Linked DNA regions of Homo sapiens: region 1 is linked to region 2. The links are chromatin loops, found by intact Hi-C in ENCODE. Cell type or tissue: IMR-90. All regions are shown on one strand.

Region 1 (8,000 bases), 420 kb after region 2:
CACTGCATAACCTTCAGCAATTCTTTAATTTTCTTGACTATTGAGGCATGGCAAAATAAGAACTTACCTAGAGATGAAAAACAGCCGAAGGGCAATTATAAAGGAGAAAAGTCATCATACTGGAGACATAGAGACAGCTCCCAGGCAAACTGCTTTCAAGAAACCCATCCTATTCTGGGTTTGAACAGCTCAGCCAATATTTGCTTCTGCCATAGTATCTCAGTCATATATTCCCCTTTGCTGGTCCTCAGTTTCCCTCTCTGTGAAGAAGATGGGTGTGCCCCATTTCTCCTTTTTTCCCATTTATTTTTGGAAGCTCTTAGTGGAACATGTATTCGGAGATTTCTCAGTGGGCTTCCATGTCTCCCATCAGAACAGGAGAATTATTGATCCCAGTGGCTTTTATTTGCCAATGTGGCACTTTCAGAGACTTACAGAAGAGGCAGGCAAACAACACAAATGGAGAGAAACCCAAATGGAAACATGCATGTATATTTGAAAACAAGTATTCAGACATGTGCACATGGCCCTCTCCCACTCCCCAGGCACATACACAGAATCACACAACTCTATGAATACACATGCAGGCAGTTGTGAGTAGACAAAAATATATGCAGGGCTAACTATTTACACAGCTACACCTGAAATCAAACAGACCCACACCCACTCTTGAATATTCTCCGTCACAATTTCCCACTATAGGGTTAGAGATCAAGCGAACCTTGACCTCTTTCCTACTCCCAGCCCTCTTCTTCACCAAGGTTATGACGGCAGTCATGGGATCCAAGGATCCAAACACACACGTTTATTGAGATGTTTATTGAAATTCCAGGTGTGGGGAACATCAAGAATAAGAGAGTCCCTCCCGTGAGGGGCTTAGGTCTAGTAGAGGAAGGAGATGCACACAAAGCTACAAAGTCACATGAGAAGTGCTCTAACTGAAGTGAGCACAGGAAATTGGACCTATTTGTTTGATCCTGAGATCTGGACAGAAGGCAATCCTCCTCCTTCCTTCAGAGGATACAATGGAGACCCAGAGCAATCTGCTCAGCACCAGTAAGCTGGAAGCCATGCTGCCTTCCACCCAATTCTCTGTGGGGATGCTGTGCTGGTTTCAGTCCCTGGGTCCTGCTCCTAGTTCAGCCTCTCTTGCTTGCTTCTCAGATGTGTCTGGTGGTAGAAGTTGAGGAAGAGAACGAGGAGGCTGAGGGCTTACAGGAGCACAGATGTGTTGAACCCAACAGGGAAGGGGCACTCAGTGAGGAGACTGTAGGAAGAGGGGGCAGCAGTGGCCACAAACTGACCCTGGGCAAAAGAAAGCATGAGAAGAAAGAGAAGGGAGAGCAGTCAGTTTTTTCCACCCCATGATCCCAAGAATCTTCTTGACCCTTCTCCTGGTCGTGGTTTCCCCAATTCCCCCATCCAGCCATGTCATGGTGGCCCTGATGATAAACTCAGTCTATCCAGAGCCCCGTATGGGACACTTTAGGCTGTCATCACCATCTGGGGGGCAGTGGTTCTCCCAAAACTGCAAGACATCCAGGCACCTGGAGGGTGCAATCGGTGATCACAGACTCACAGGATATTAATGCTTAGAGGTCATCTGGCTGAGGCCCTCATTTTATAGATAATGACATTGAGACCTGAGCATGGAAGCCATTTGCTCAAAGTCCCACACTGTGCCAGTGAGTTAGGGTTAGTTCCAGGATCTGATGAGATGGCTACCGAGGCCCTTGCAAGTTAGGAAGCTAAGGAAGATCTAAGGATGAGAGGGCTTGTTTATGGGCAGATGCCAAGTCACTGGTATAGAGTGACAAGCCAAGAATAGAACCAAGGGTTCAGCCAAGGCCCCTGGAGCCAATGAGATCTCCTTACCAGCTGTAGGGTGGTAAGATATCATTTCCACCAGAAGCAGGGCCACATAGAAGGCCACAACCTGGCCAGTCCATGAAGACATGGACCAAAGAATTAAGCATCCCTATGAAGAAGGCTGCAGAGTGGGGTGTGGGGAGATAAAGGAAAATAAGTGGAGCTGGGCTTAGCTGTGGTGTGGGAGTTCTCTTTGATGTTTCAATCCTCCAAGCTGCAGAGAGCACCTCTGCAATCTCCACAGAGAATCCCTGGAAAGACCTTATCCTGCAGAGGTCCGGCATGAGCCATCTGAGATCGTGATGATGGAGGGCTGGAGTTATTGAGATGCTCAATGAGAATGTTTCTACTACCTTTGTGTTCTCTGGGCTGATGGCTATGAGCATCTCCCAGCAGCCACCTCCCCATCCCAGAGAGGGGTAGCCCGAGAGCTCTGAGGAGCCACAGGGACAAATGGGAGCAGAGGCCTGGTCTCATGACCTCAGGGAAGGGAAAAGTTAGAGACCAGCCATGATATTCCAGGGATGCAGGTCTCCTGAGCTGGGACTCAGCCCAGCAGACCAGCCCAGCAGACCTGCCTTACTAGGGCCTGGAGCAGGGCCGTCCACGGCGCGCATCACTTACCTGGCTGCCTGCTACATATTTGACTCCAGCCCACCCATCACAGGGCATGGTGCCATGGTGGTAGAGATGCAGGAAGGTGGGCTGCTCTGGCTTCATTCATAAAGTAAAGAACACCTGGAGAGGAGGAAGAGATGGCATCAACTCTGGAGGTCTCCTTTCTCCAGACTTCTCCAGGGGCCTCAACTACCCCTTAGAGTGGGATATGGTAATTCTACCTGTTTTACTGAAGAAGAGAGTAAAACTAAAGGGAAATAACAACAGTCAAACACCAATTTATGACCTACTGTGTGCTTTAATTGAAGCTTTTGAAATTCAAACCCTCGCAGGATCTAAGGTCTCAAAGTGTGAAAGCTTCAGGTGGTCTTCTAGATGCTGGGCAGGGCTGTGTGGTGGGAAGAGGAGGGAAGAGAACACTATTCTACTTTATGTGTATAAAATAATCACTTAAATACCACATAATTGTGTGCAGTTTATACTTCTACTACTTCCATTTTTCAAGAAAAAAAAAAAAAAAAAAAACAGAGGCACAGAAAGGTTAAGTAACTTGCCCAAAGGCACACAACTAGTAGGTGGCCAAACTGGGATCAGAACAGTCTGGCTTCAGAGACTGGGTTCTTTCCAATGTCCGATCCTTGCCCCCCAGGCCACCGGGGTAAGAGTTCAGGTGTTGAACAGTCAGCCCAAATCCGGACACCCACACAACACATTCCCACGTGATCTTTGCTCAGATCATTTTGGCAAGAGACTGAGAAGAAAGAGTACCCTCTTTTCATCACCAACCACACCAACATTATGCTCTTGCCCCACCCTGCTTAATCCCACAAGCTCCCTGGCCTCACCAGCAAGGTTTCTTCTCATTAACATGGAAGGATGGCTTTTGCCGTTGGATGACCCTTGCTATATCATGTCAGTTTTAAAATTTGTTTAATTTTCCATTTTAATTTTACCTGGAACCTGGATACTAATGGGGCAAATGCCTACTCCTACTTCTGTTGATAGAAAGCAGGGACCAGGGGAGCCGGCAGAGAGGGATGCTACCTCAGTGGCTGAGCATCCTCCCTCAGCCAGGTACTGGACCAAGGCTTTACTCTGAAATTAGTCTCTGGCATGGCTGCCTGGGCAAACCTAGAGAGCATTCTTGCTGGCAGAGTCAGACACCACCCCAGATTTGGCTGACGGATATACAGGAGCCCATGGGTCCGGGATCTTACCTGTCAAGCAATTCAACGTCCTTTGGAAAGAGGCACCAGCAGCACACGCTCGCCATCTGCTGGGCAGGAAGGGGAAGTTCCATCAGACTGCAGTCCGGCTGGTGCCACGGCTTGGCCCACCTGGGCTGGGTTCAGCCCCAAATCCTCACTGTTCTACGCACCGCTGATTCCACAGTGCCTACCTTCCTGTCTCCAGGAAGATGCCTGTTCGCACAGGAAAGAAGGGGAGAAGCTACTGGAGTGACCACAGAAGGACTCTCCAAATGTGCCCCAGCCCAGAACCTTGGAATCTAATGAGCATGTGGGCATCTTGTTCGTTGAAAAGAAGATTCTTAATCAGTGTGCCTGGGGTGGAGCACAGATTCTGCATTTCCAACAAGCTCCCAAATGATGCTGCTGGCCCAAGGATCATACTTTGAGTCACAGGACATGAGCCCATCACCAACATCCAGTGACTCAACATCCATATCAGCTGGTGAGAAGCCTTAGCTACCTGGAGACAGGCTTCAGCTAGAGTCTTTTGTTCTGCTTCCAGTTGAAACAGAGAACAGCTAACAGTGATGAAATCACTACCACCTAGCTACCGCTCAGTGTGTGCCGGCCCCTGTGCTAAACACTTTCATATATTATCTATCATATATTATCTGATTCCGTCTTCCTTCAATCATTTCGCTTTATAAAATAGGTATTATTATCTCAATCTTATAGATAAGAAAATTGAGTCCCAGAAGAGTTAGGTGTGCCACCCAGAGTCACACAGCAAGTAACTGGCAGAGCTGAGATCCAAATTGATGTTATCTGACTCCAAAACTAGCTAGTCCCCTGCCTCTCATCAAAAGGCTCAGGTGATACCTCCTTGACCTCCGATTGTTATGAAGTTGTTCCTCCTAACCCTCTCCAGGCTTGCTTCCTGCTCCCTGCCATACCCTCATTCCATGCTTTCTCCATCTGTAGTCCACTGGCTGGCAGAAGTAGCTGCAGTTAGCCAGCAGCGGGGTGACCATGACCTGAGAGGAAAAGGAAAGAGGAAAAGACCAAGTCATAAAGCCTGCTGCCACCATGGTGAGCCCCGACTGGCTCGGGCTCCTGAACACCAACACCCCAATGCAACCTCTGCTGACACTTGGTCAACAACTGCTAAAAAGAAACTCCATGGGGTGGCGAGGTTAGAGGCGGCAACTTGCATATATCTTGCTGGTCTCTAATTTTTTAATGTGAGCAAATATAGGCTACAACCCTACCCCGGGTGCCTACTATGCATGAAAGCCTGAGGTGGGTGCTGGAGACACCAAGGTGGTCCATACGCCAGCCCTGCCCTAAGGAGCTCAAAGCCTGGCTGAGAATGTAGAAAAAAATCCTAACCTTACAGGTTGGTGCTAGAGGAAGAGTAGAAAATAGCAGGTGTTCCAGGAGTCGGATCAAAGAATGAGGCGGCTTTGGGCAGACAGAGGGGAGGGAGTGGGAGTTTCATGCCAGGACAAGAGTATGTGGTACCTGGACCTGAGGGGCTAACTAGGAGATCAGCGGGACTGGTGCGGAGGCTCTGACCAAAGGAGAAGCTGGCCACAGAATTGGAGAGACAGAATTGTGAATAAAGGGTCTTGAAGCCTGTTGTAAGGAGCTTGAATTTTATCATTTATTGATTTATTTGACAATAATGTGTTGAAAGGTACAAAGCATTTCTCCATGCTGGGCACTGTTCTGAGCACTGGATCTCATTGATAAAACCAAACAGATACAAATCCCTACCTTGGGGGACATGGCATTCTGGCCATATATGCAAAAGGACCTACTGAGGTTTCTGAGCAGGAAGCTGACTGTGGGCGTGGCAGAGTTTTCAAGGGACTGGGGTGGCAGGAGAATGCCTGGTTGCCATAATTAAATGACAAATTCTCTAGGGCATGCCTCACGTCTCATGAGTTATTGGCAGCCCTCATGTGCTACCAGACAGTACGCTGGGTCTGTCTGTAAACGGATAAATAAGACAGAGGCCTTGCCTTTGAAGTACTTGCCATTTGGGAGGGGAGAAAGACACATACGAAAGTGGTGACACAGTTGGAGAAAGACACAGTCAGTGGGGGGTCAGTATATCCTTAATAAGCTCCTAAGGTGGGGGAGGTGTCTGCGGGGTTTGTCAATTCCTATGGTGTAAATACTGCCACCAGGGTGGAGGGACTTCAAGTTATTTCGCACAAAGTCACTGAACATGAATTTGCGGGGAGACCCACACCTGGTGCTCACCCGCGGGTAGAGTGGCTCCAGCCCACCTCAGAAAGTCCAGGACTGTACCCAGAGCTGGGAATGGCTAAGCAAGGAAACAAATAACCTGGCCGTAGAGGAGTCAGGGACCGCTTCCTGTGAGGCGACAACTGACCTGAATCTAAAGGATGTGCAGGAGTTTGTCAGGAGATTGGGGGACAAGAGCAATTCTGGCAGAAAATCAGTGATGTGCCCAGGCCTGAGGACTTGCTGAGCATGGCTGTGTGGGCTGGCGAGCAGGCCTGTGCTGGATGAGGGTGGTGTGCAAGGCTGCTGAGAGCATATAGAGGGAGACGAGGCGGAGTGGAAGACAAGGCCAGAGAGGACTCTAGAGGGCTTCATGTGTCCATGAAGGGGGTTCAGCCTCAGCCTCTGCGGGATGGGAAGCATCAGAGGCTCCTAGCAGGCAGTGGAACCATCCTCCCTGTGCTTGGGGTAGATTATTGTCAGTAGGGTGGAGGATGCACTGTAGCTCAGCAATAAGAAAGGAAGAGACGAAGAGGAGTTGGAAGAGATGGGGCTGTCCGGACCTGCTTCTTCTGTCTCCTCCCTGCTAACTCACCAACAGGTGGAAGAGATGGAGGAGGAGGCTGCAAGCTGTTCAGTCAGGGTGCCTGGTTTGCACTCTGCCTCTGTGCCTTGCCACCTGCTAAGTTACTTAACCCCTCTGTGCCTCAAACAGTGCTATCATGAGGATTAGATGAGCCAATCCTCATAAAGTGTCGACACCAATTCCTTGCCTGTAATCAACATGGAAACACATCTGTGATGATCATTACCACCTGTGAAAAGCTTTTCCTGACATCCTCACCCCTGGACCAGAGACCAGGTTACTGCCCCATCCTGCCTGCCCTTGGTGCGTGATACATCCTCTCTGTTGCCCACTCAACACACTGCATTGCAACTGCCTGTGTCCACACCTGTCTCCCCTCTAGACTGTGAGCCTCTGGAGGGCAGGGGGGCCTTATCCAACAGGGATTCTGCAGGCCAAACACAGCCTGGCACGAAGCATATATTTGATATACACCTGCTGAATGACTGTTTACAAGGTCTGAAAGGAATACCAGATTTGGGGATCAGAAAACCAGGCAGAGATGAACAGAGCCCAGGTGGAAACAGGAGACTGGGGATCCACATGAGGTGGGAGGGATAAGGAATTCCACTCTGGCTTGCCACTGACCTGTACTCTCTCATGTGAGGAAATGAAGAGTGAAAGTTTGCAACAGGGATTGAGCAGCCAACGATGGCACAGAATCCCAGCTCCTGCATGTGACCCCATCAAAAAGGCTTTTCAATTTTCTATGTAGGAATATCATGGTTCTACTTATCCCTTGGTCAGCCCTCCAAAAAAAGATCCTAGAACTCTCCAGGAACCCCAGCCCACCAGCCTTACCTCCCAGAGGCACCCTAGGAGAACCACCAGGCCCAGGTTGTAGGCAGTGAGGGCTGTGCCAGCCCCAGAGGCTCCTGTTGGGACACGAAGCAAGGCCTGACGCCACCAGGAGAAGATAGAAGACAAGGAGGAGGGTGGCAGGGAGTGGCAATGCACCAGGAGCCAAGAATCCATCCTCAAGCCTAGACAAGCAGAGGAGAAGTGATCACCGGGCCAGCCACACTGCCCATTCACCCCCAGTCCCTCCCCACAGGAACTCCCAAGGTCTTGTTCATCCAGCCCTTGTTCCCAAAAAGCCTGACACAGAGGCTGGCTGAGGAAACAAATGAAAGCTCCCACTGGATGGCATTGTCTCCTGCCTCTGCTTTCTAAGGCCCAGGTGTATTTATTCCAGAGCTTTTCCAGGGCACTGGCCATTGTGAGCACCTATAAGTAGAAGCAAGATTTGGGTCTTGTTCAAACCACCAACTCATCTACTTTCCTTTCCCCTCCTCAGTAACACAGTTGACTGAGAGTCCACAAACCGAAGTTCCTCAGTCTCTCCCATAGGACCCCCAGCTATGGGGTTGCCCCAGTACTCCTGCCTTTAGACACTGGATCACCACCTTCCATGCACTTTGGGGAGCCTCCATCGGCCACAACTT
Region 2 (8,000 bases):
AGGCAGAAATAGCCTGAAGAACATTTTTCCTTAAATGTGCATAATCCCACAGGGGAATTATTGAAGGATCACTCTTAACTCCTCCTTCAGTCATTGTACCTAACAGTCCTTAATACGATAGTAAACTTTTTACTCAATTCACGCTTTCTTGCAAACATGTTCTAGATTAGACTTTGAAAAACAATAAATTGCCCAGTGTCCATACATAAATGCTTCTGTTCATCACTCTTCTCCCTCCTGGAAATATTACTGTCCTTTAATCAAAAACCAAAAGCTATAGCTGAAGGTGATGCTGTATATTTGGGGTGGGATGGGGTGATGGTGGCAGGTACACACAGCCAAGAGAGACTTACTTACATGACAGACACAGAGATAGGCCTGTGTTTTCCTGCTTCCACTGCTCTCGGCAGGGCTTGTCTCTGTGATGTACAGTTCAGGTAGCAGTACTTGGTGCAGAAGAAGCCTGTCTCCACCCCGCTGCCCACCTCTGCAGATCATAGTTGTCTCACTACCTGGCCTGCTCTCTTCGGCTACCATCCGGTTCTCGCATCAGGTCGGCGTGGCTCATTCCAAGCATTATGTTGCTAAACTACACGTAGGTCACTCAGCAGTCTGGAGAATCCCAAGTCCAAAGCTCTTACCGAAGCATGCACTTAGCAATGGGTGCTAGACATCCGGCTCCAGCATGCCTGACAGCATACATAGTAATATCTTTTGCAAAAGTTGTAAATGAGAAACCCAGGGATTGCAATGATTCCATATGGTCCACTCTACAATTTGGGAATATATGGTTGGAAACTTAACTTTTTCAGGTCTTGATTTTTTTAGCCTCCTTCTCTGAACCTCTACTCCCTGGCTGTCCTGCAAGCCATGGCTTCCTAACAGGGAAATGGCAAGGAAGAGAACTACTATTTTCTCAATATAAAGGCCTGTTGGTTAAAGCATGTCCTCAGGTTGGGCCTCCTGGAAGGACCAGCCCAAGATTGCTGAATCCCACAGAACAGAGGGGATAGGCGCTTTCCTTCCCATTGAGCCATCAGTGCCAGAAATCAGCAGCCCTGATCATAGCTAACCCTAGAGGAGGGTATCTGGCTGATATGCAAATTACTGGGGAGAACCAGTGTAGGAAGTCTGATCATTCCAAGATCACAAACCACTTTGCATTATGAATGCATTATGCAAACTGTGCCCTCAAGTCTGGTATAATATCTGCCTCTGTGAGTTGTTGTGCCCTCAAGCCTGGTATAATATCTGCCTCTGTGAGTTGTTGGGGGAACTAAGGAGATGACACATATAAATAGGTGCCTGTAAGCCTGGTATATCTGCCTGGTATAATATCTGGTTCTGGGAGCTGTCAGGGGAACTACGATGACACATATAAATAGGTGTCTGCACCCTGTTACTGCCCTATGGATGCTGGTCTTTCTCCCTGCTGTTCCCCATCATTCATCCTCAATACACCCTTCAGCAGATGAGAGACGGTGAGTGCTTCAGAATCTGCTAAGAACCTGTCTTATCCTCCTAGCGTCCAATTTCTCAGGCAAATGCTGGATTTTTAGGGGATAGGAGGCCTTAGCCCATATTAGTTGAACATCCTTAGAAGAACTTCCTTAACTAAGTGAGGAGTTCTCAGCAAACTGAGGTGAGGATGGGACAGATATCATGGCAAAGCCGCCAAAAGGCAGGGAGGAGAGCAGAGTAGATTAGCAGTGTCAGCTAGTGGTTCTCAACGTGGCTGCACATTGCATTCACCTCGTGAGCTTCTGTCCCAACCCTAGACATTCAAATTTAATTGGCCTGAATGACATCCTGAGCAATCACTGTTAGCAAAAGTTAAAAGATCTCAAAATGCAAAGTGAGATTGGAATAGTCAGGACATGGGAGAGCAAAGACACTAGAGGTCCTCTTTGGCTCCCTTTGGCTTTGCCAAGGAGTATTCACACTCCCCAAGCAACTGGATGGCATGCCGGCTGTCCATCTGGGTCTCTGCCGCACACACTTTCCTTATACATGCTAAGCAATGTGGCCTTGAAAGAAATTATCCAGATATCCACTACTGACAAAAAAAATGTTCAGTAGCACTTGGTAATTTTCAGGAGACTTTAAAACTTTAAACACACACACACACACACACACACACACACACACACATACACACACACATCATTTAATCCAAGGAATCATCTATGGGTGGATCTGACGTCCAGAAATCTGGGACCCCTTCATATGCCCAAGAAACTTTATCATCTGTCCCTATTCCACGATGAGCCTATGAAAAGGTCTTCCATGCAAGCAGCCCTCTCTGGAGCAAGTCAATGCCACAGTTTCAGATTTTCTGGGATGTAATTTCAAAAGCCATCTTCTTTTTTGATCCTGAATGAAATCAAATTAGGATGGAAATGCATAGAAGAGGGAAAAAGTTTCAGAAGTCCTCCCCACTATCAACCACCCTAAAATATCAGATATTTTAATCCATGTGTCCAGAGACATTCTAATCAATGCATTACTCCCTGGCCTCCCAGGCTGAGATAATCGCCCCTGGAGCCAGTACTGGTCAAAGTAACCAGAGATCAAATCAGGCTTGCTGCGTTCCCTCTGCATCTCATGCATTCGTTTGCTCATTCATTAATTCTTCCATCAATCCAACCATCAGCCATTCCTTTCTTCATTGAACAACTCTTTATTCAGAGCCACACTGCAGCCGGAGGGATCTTTTTAAAAACAAAAGCTTAATTGTGCCCTCAGAGTTTTCCATAGTTCCCATGCCCCTGGGAAAAAAAAAGTAAGCTCCCAGTTGGCTCCCGCCCACCTCTCCACCATACTGGATATGGGATATATGGGATGTTCTCTGTTCATCCCCTCCCTGGGCTTCTTTCAGTTCTTTAAGTCCCTGCTTTCTCTCACCTTGGGGTCTCCTCCCACGGAACTTCTCTACCTGTAACTCTCCTCTACCCCATCTCCTCCTACTTTCACCAGTGATTACAAAACACATCTCAGGTCACCAGGAAGTTTCCTAGTTACTTCCCAGGGTTGTTTGGCTCCATATCTGTTGCTGGGGACTCCTGCTCTCTCTCCACATTTGTTGGTTTGGGGAGAATCTCCCTTTTATCTCTGCCCCAGCCCCTGCTCACGCTCTCTTTCTGTGGACAACAGTCACAGACATCAGCATACCACAGGAAAACACATAATCGACAATTGGAACATTTCTCCTATTCCTCAACATATTTTTTTGTCTTTGTCCAAAAGCTGACCGTCTCTAATGGTTCTATCCTTGACTGTGCCTCTGTCGAGCAGTCCCCAAAAGAATTAAGGAGACTTGCTGTAGACAGACAGTAACTTTATACAGCTGCCCCAAAAGAAGATGTAAACATGGAAGAGGGAACGGGAAGATGTATTCTTGATTCAGACAAGAGCCAAAAAGTAAAAGGGAAATGTCAGAGGATTACAGTGACGAGCTGAGGTCTCTCAACCTGTAACCCAATCCAAATTCAACTTGATTTCCTAGACATGCTAATAGACCACAGTCTAAAATATCTTTCTCTCTTGTACTCTCTCTCGCCTCTCCTCTCTCCCTTTCTTTTTTTTTCTCTCTCTCTCATGCACACACACACATCAAAAGGCAAGAATATGCAATAAACACCCTGGAGGTTTCCTTGGTGGTGGTTTAAATGCTAAGAAAGACAGAGAAAAAGAGACAAGGAGTAAAAGAGCTATAGAAAACAATCTTTTCCTCATTTTAATCCACAGCTACCAAAAGTCTCAAATACTCAAAGAAAACCTCCATAAAAACAATCATGGAATGAATTCTAATGTGAAGGAATCTTAGATTTGAGCTATGAACAATGCTAGAATACTAATACAATTTCTTTTGGGGTAGCTATCTTGGACGCAAAGCACCATGCACATATATTTTTGGAAGGAAAGTCCAGGAAAGCTCTGGAGAGGAGTGGCATGCAGAGGTTGCATGGAACATTTCCCCCCTTTGTATTTTAACAGCACCCAAAACTCCCCTGGGGAAATTCTCTCTCTCCTGCTGCATGTGGGGTCATCAGCACAGGGCCCTGCATCCAGGTATCCTTCCTGCATGGGATCCAATTGACTCTATTGCTCTTGACAAGCTGGAAACCAGGAAACCACCTCCCACTGCATCCAAGAGTGGTACATGATGCAGGGTCGGGGATGGGGGGGCCCTTACATGACAAGAAGACCAACAGCCTTGCTTTGAGGATGCGGAACCCAAGGCCCTGGGTCACAGGGCAGGACTGCCAGAAGCTGGACTAGACCTCAGGCCCTCCAGGTTCCTGAGTTTCCAGTTCATAGCCTGTCCCACAACATCGCGCAGCTCTTAGAAGCCTCTTCCTAAACACTGGGATTGCTAAAAGGAGACCCATATTGGTCTTTCCCAAATCCCCCAGCCTATAAGGGCTCCTCCTTCCTCCAAACTCCCAAAACCTCTGTAGTCCCTACCACCCAGATGCCTCTTACCAAATATCTACTGCCACATCCTGTAGTCTGCTTCTCTGCAAATCTACACTGTATTCGCAAGTAGACTGCAAGGCTGTTGAAGGTAAGGCCTTGCTTTGTATCTCTTGGTATCCCACACGGCACCTCGCACAGCGGCTAGCAAGACTCAGTGGCAGCAGAGTGGCCCCTTACAATAATACTTTGTAAACAGATACGGAAACCATCTGACAGATGTGCTATGTTTTTTGAAGGCTCCCTTCTAAATTCTAAAAAAATTACTAAATAGGACTCCACGTCTGTTTCTCCTGGTGTCCGGATCTATTAAAAACAGGATGAGAAAAAATAAATGCCTCCTTGAGCAGGAGGGACTCAGGACAGAAGTGGACAGTAGATGGCAGTCTGTTCCTGTGTCAGAAGTGGTCACAGAGACAATACATGCTGTATAATTAGAAAGGAAGTAGAAGCACAGCTTAGGGGCCTGAGGTGGACTCACCCCCACCATGCCACGAGCAGGGATACTTCTGAGAAGTACCCTGGTGAGCATGCACACCTACACCTCCCCAAGCCCCAACACCTGTACAACATGCGTGTTCCCCCGACTCTCCCCACAAGGACCAAGGGCTCCCATCACAATGGTCTCTGAGCATCCATCACCCTAGCCCTGGGAATTCAGGGACAAGAAAACCACTGTCATGTGGAAGCGGAGACCATTCCTGGACCCTCCAGCTTGCTCCTGAACCAAGAGGATTCTCAATCATGGTTTGTACTAAAAAACAACACCTGAAGTGGGAACCCTGTATTCCATCTTCCTTGCTTCCCTTGTTCTCCCTGGAGCACTATGATTGTAACCTGACTGCCTCCTTCACCAGTTTCCAGACCCCAAGGCCAGCAGCACTACATTCATCTCTGCATCTTCCCCAACATTTAGCACGTGACCACCAACAGACTGCTTAATGAATAATCTGTACACGTGTGTTTTGAGTTGCTTTCCGAGTGTCTAACGAGGAGTTATCCTAATGCGTATGCAATGACACCCGATTCCCTGTGACCAAGAGCCCCAATTTGCAGGAGAACTAAGCAGGCTAAGATGTGGGGAAGAAAGGTCTCTAAAAGGGAGTAAGAACAGCCTTTTCTGGCCACCAAGCGCTGAGCATTCATGACCTTAGCCTTGGGACAGGCCAAAAGGGGGATAAAGGTAACACTGTTTTGAAGCCCTGGCAAGGTGCACTGCCTCTCTGAGCCAAGTTCCTGGCACTGTCAAATCGCTGCTGCACATTCTGAGCTCACAATGGCTGGTCACGCATTCATTCACTCAACACATTCCTGTGGCTGTCGCTATTCAAGGTGGGGGACACAAAAATGAAAACAACAGATCCCTTTCTCTGTGAAGTCACATTCTAGGAATGCAAATTAAACACAGGCTGCTAAGTGGCATCAGGAGGCTGGGAAGGGAGCCTTAGGCTCTCTGGGGAAATGCAGGGAGGCTTCCCAGGTTAAGCAAATATCCCAGGTTAAGCAATGATTTTAATATCATTGATGATGATGGAGGGGTAAGCATTTGAAGCACAATATTTGTACAGAATATATCCTCCAATGCTATCTCCGATTCAAGAATAAACGTATCACTTGTACAGAACATTTCCCTCTATATTTAGGCCATTTGAGGTATCCCCTTCTCCATCCACGCATTTGTCCAGATTTTTCTACTAGCTCCCAATTCTCACAATTTAATTAATGATAAGTCAAGAAAGACCTTAGAGATAATCAAAGTCAGTAGCTCTTAATAGATGAGGAAGTGAGACCTAGTGTGGTTCGAGGACTTCCCAAAATTGTAATTAGCCTCTGTTGGAGTTAGAGGCGGGGTCTGATCTCTCTGCAGAGTTTGGGATCTCTCTGATTTAGCTTATTGAATTCAGCTACCCACAGACAACTTTAATCCCACATAAACCTCTCGCATACTCCCAACTTCCAATCCAAGATCCGCCACGAATCTGGCAAGCTTGTTTCTTCAGTGCTTCATAAACATGCACTCATCCGTATGTTCAATGACTTATCTGGCATCACATAACTTAATTTCCTCCTCCACCCCCTCCAAATCACTCTATGTAAGTCCTCTAGGCCAGCAGGGTTACCTGAAAATCCCAGGCATGGGCCACAGTGTGGGGCCGAGGGAGCAGCGGAGTCATGGAAGATGTGATCTGTCACACTGGTAGGGTCCTTGTGACCCTCTAGTGAGTCCAACTCCTCCCTTTTCCAGGAAAAGAGGCCCACGGAGGGAAAGTGATTTGCTTAAAGTCACACAGCTAGTCTGGGCTCTCTGCAGGGAGACTGTGGCAAGCTATTTAAGGTAGCCAGGTGGGTGTTAGGAGGACTGGGCTTCTTCCCCACCATGGGACACACCTGTTGGGAAAGCAGGTGATTTCTAGAGCTGTGTCTTCCTCTTGAACCCAGTGGAAGTACCTTATGAACCATTAGAAGCAGGTCCTCTAGATGTGGGATGAAACTAATCTCAGATTGAGAACTTGAAACAAACTCCCTGAGGGATCACTTAGAGCCAGAGAAGGATATTTTTAAATGCTGGGGTCTTAGATCTAGAAACAGAGGGAAGGGGGAAGTAAATTGCAAGAACCTGGCTATCAGTTTTTAAAAGGCTATATACTCCATATGAAGAAAAAAATTATCACCCTACACATGAAAGGTTATTTTAAGCAAAGTAAATACATAATTTTTGAGTACCTATGGTCTAATAGGCATTAGGTTAGTGTTCAACATTTATTTGTACATGCAAATATGTTTAAGCAACAGAACAAAGTCACCTGTCCTTAACTGTCTTGATGATGTATATGTGGTAGTGATGGTGAGGAAATCAGTGGAGGAAGAAGGAATGAGCCTTTAGTCACAATCTTCAAACAGGGCAACATCCACCCCAAGAACCTGTTTGGCTTCTCTATTTCTGGTACTGCCCAGAGAATGGTGTGCAGTGGCAAATCCTCAGCTGGAGGGCTCTACAGCTGCTCTGCTCTGCATCAAACACAGCCTGGGGACCTCAGTCTTTAGCAGTGACCCCTGCCCCCCAACCTCCCAGCAAGAAACCTACCTTAACTTTGGCCCCAGTCTAAATGGTGTGAGTTCCCTAGCCTATCAAAGAAAGCCATCTTCCAAATTCTAAAGATACCTCATGCTCTCCATTCATATTCTTTTTCACTTTGATTCTGTGCAATTCCAGGACTCAAGAATGCTGGGACCTACCACCTCTCGTGGGCGTGTGGATCAAAACCAGATGTCCAGCTCCAATTTTATAGAGTTTACAAGGAGGCAATTGTGGCTTAAATCAATATCCGTATTCTGTAAGGGCAGGTTCCCTTGTCAACAGAACAAGAAGTAAAGGGAGAGGGCCAATGGAGGCTGAGACAGATCTGACACATGCTTGCCAGCAGGTGGCTAGAAAACCTAAACATTTGTCTTGCACATGACAAGGAGGCTTCCGGGGGCAGGGAGCAGGTTACCCTATGGGGTGACCAACTTTGCAGAAGAAG

The links. Hi-C counts contacts between places; a loop is a spot of excess contacts. Peaks named below come from ENCODE experiments on the same cell type or tissue, not always from the same donor. Only the 100,000 strongest peaks of a DNase experiment are listed, where the experiment ranks them.
Region 1: it touches region 2 in a loop (16-fold over the local background); 28 of 110 quality-filtered maps call a loop at or near these places.

The regions. Positions count from the first base shown.
Region 1 is chr12:5,018,399-5,026,398 of GRCh38, reverse strand. LOC100507560 (a long non-coding RNA gene) reads right to left here. Exons shown (of 7, transcript NR_187676.1): 2 at 7,357-7,538; 3 at 4,557-4,711; 4 at 3,705-3,908; 5 at 2,778-2,875; 6 at 2,494-2,607; 7 at 805-1,305. Among named protein-coding and RNA genes, the nearest start is that of KCNA5, 21 kb to the left of the region's middle. In IMR-90, a CTCF peak has its summit at 3,757 (motif pointing left); no DNase peak of the experiment used is centred here; H3K27me3 peaks cover 2,793 bases.
Region 2 is chr12:5,439,452-5,447,451 of GRCh38, reverse strand. All of the region lies in intron 1 of NTF3 (neurotrophin 3), which reads right to left. Among named protein-coding and RNA genes, the nearest start is that of NTF3, 11 kb to the right of the region's middle. In IMR-90, a CTCF peak has its summit at 4,850 (motif pointing right); DNase peaks (open chromatin) are centred at 4,861 and 5,801; H3K27ac peaks cover 493 bases.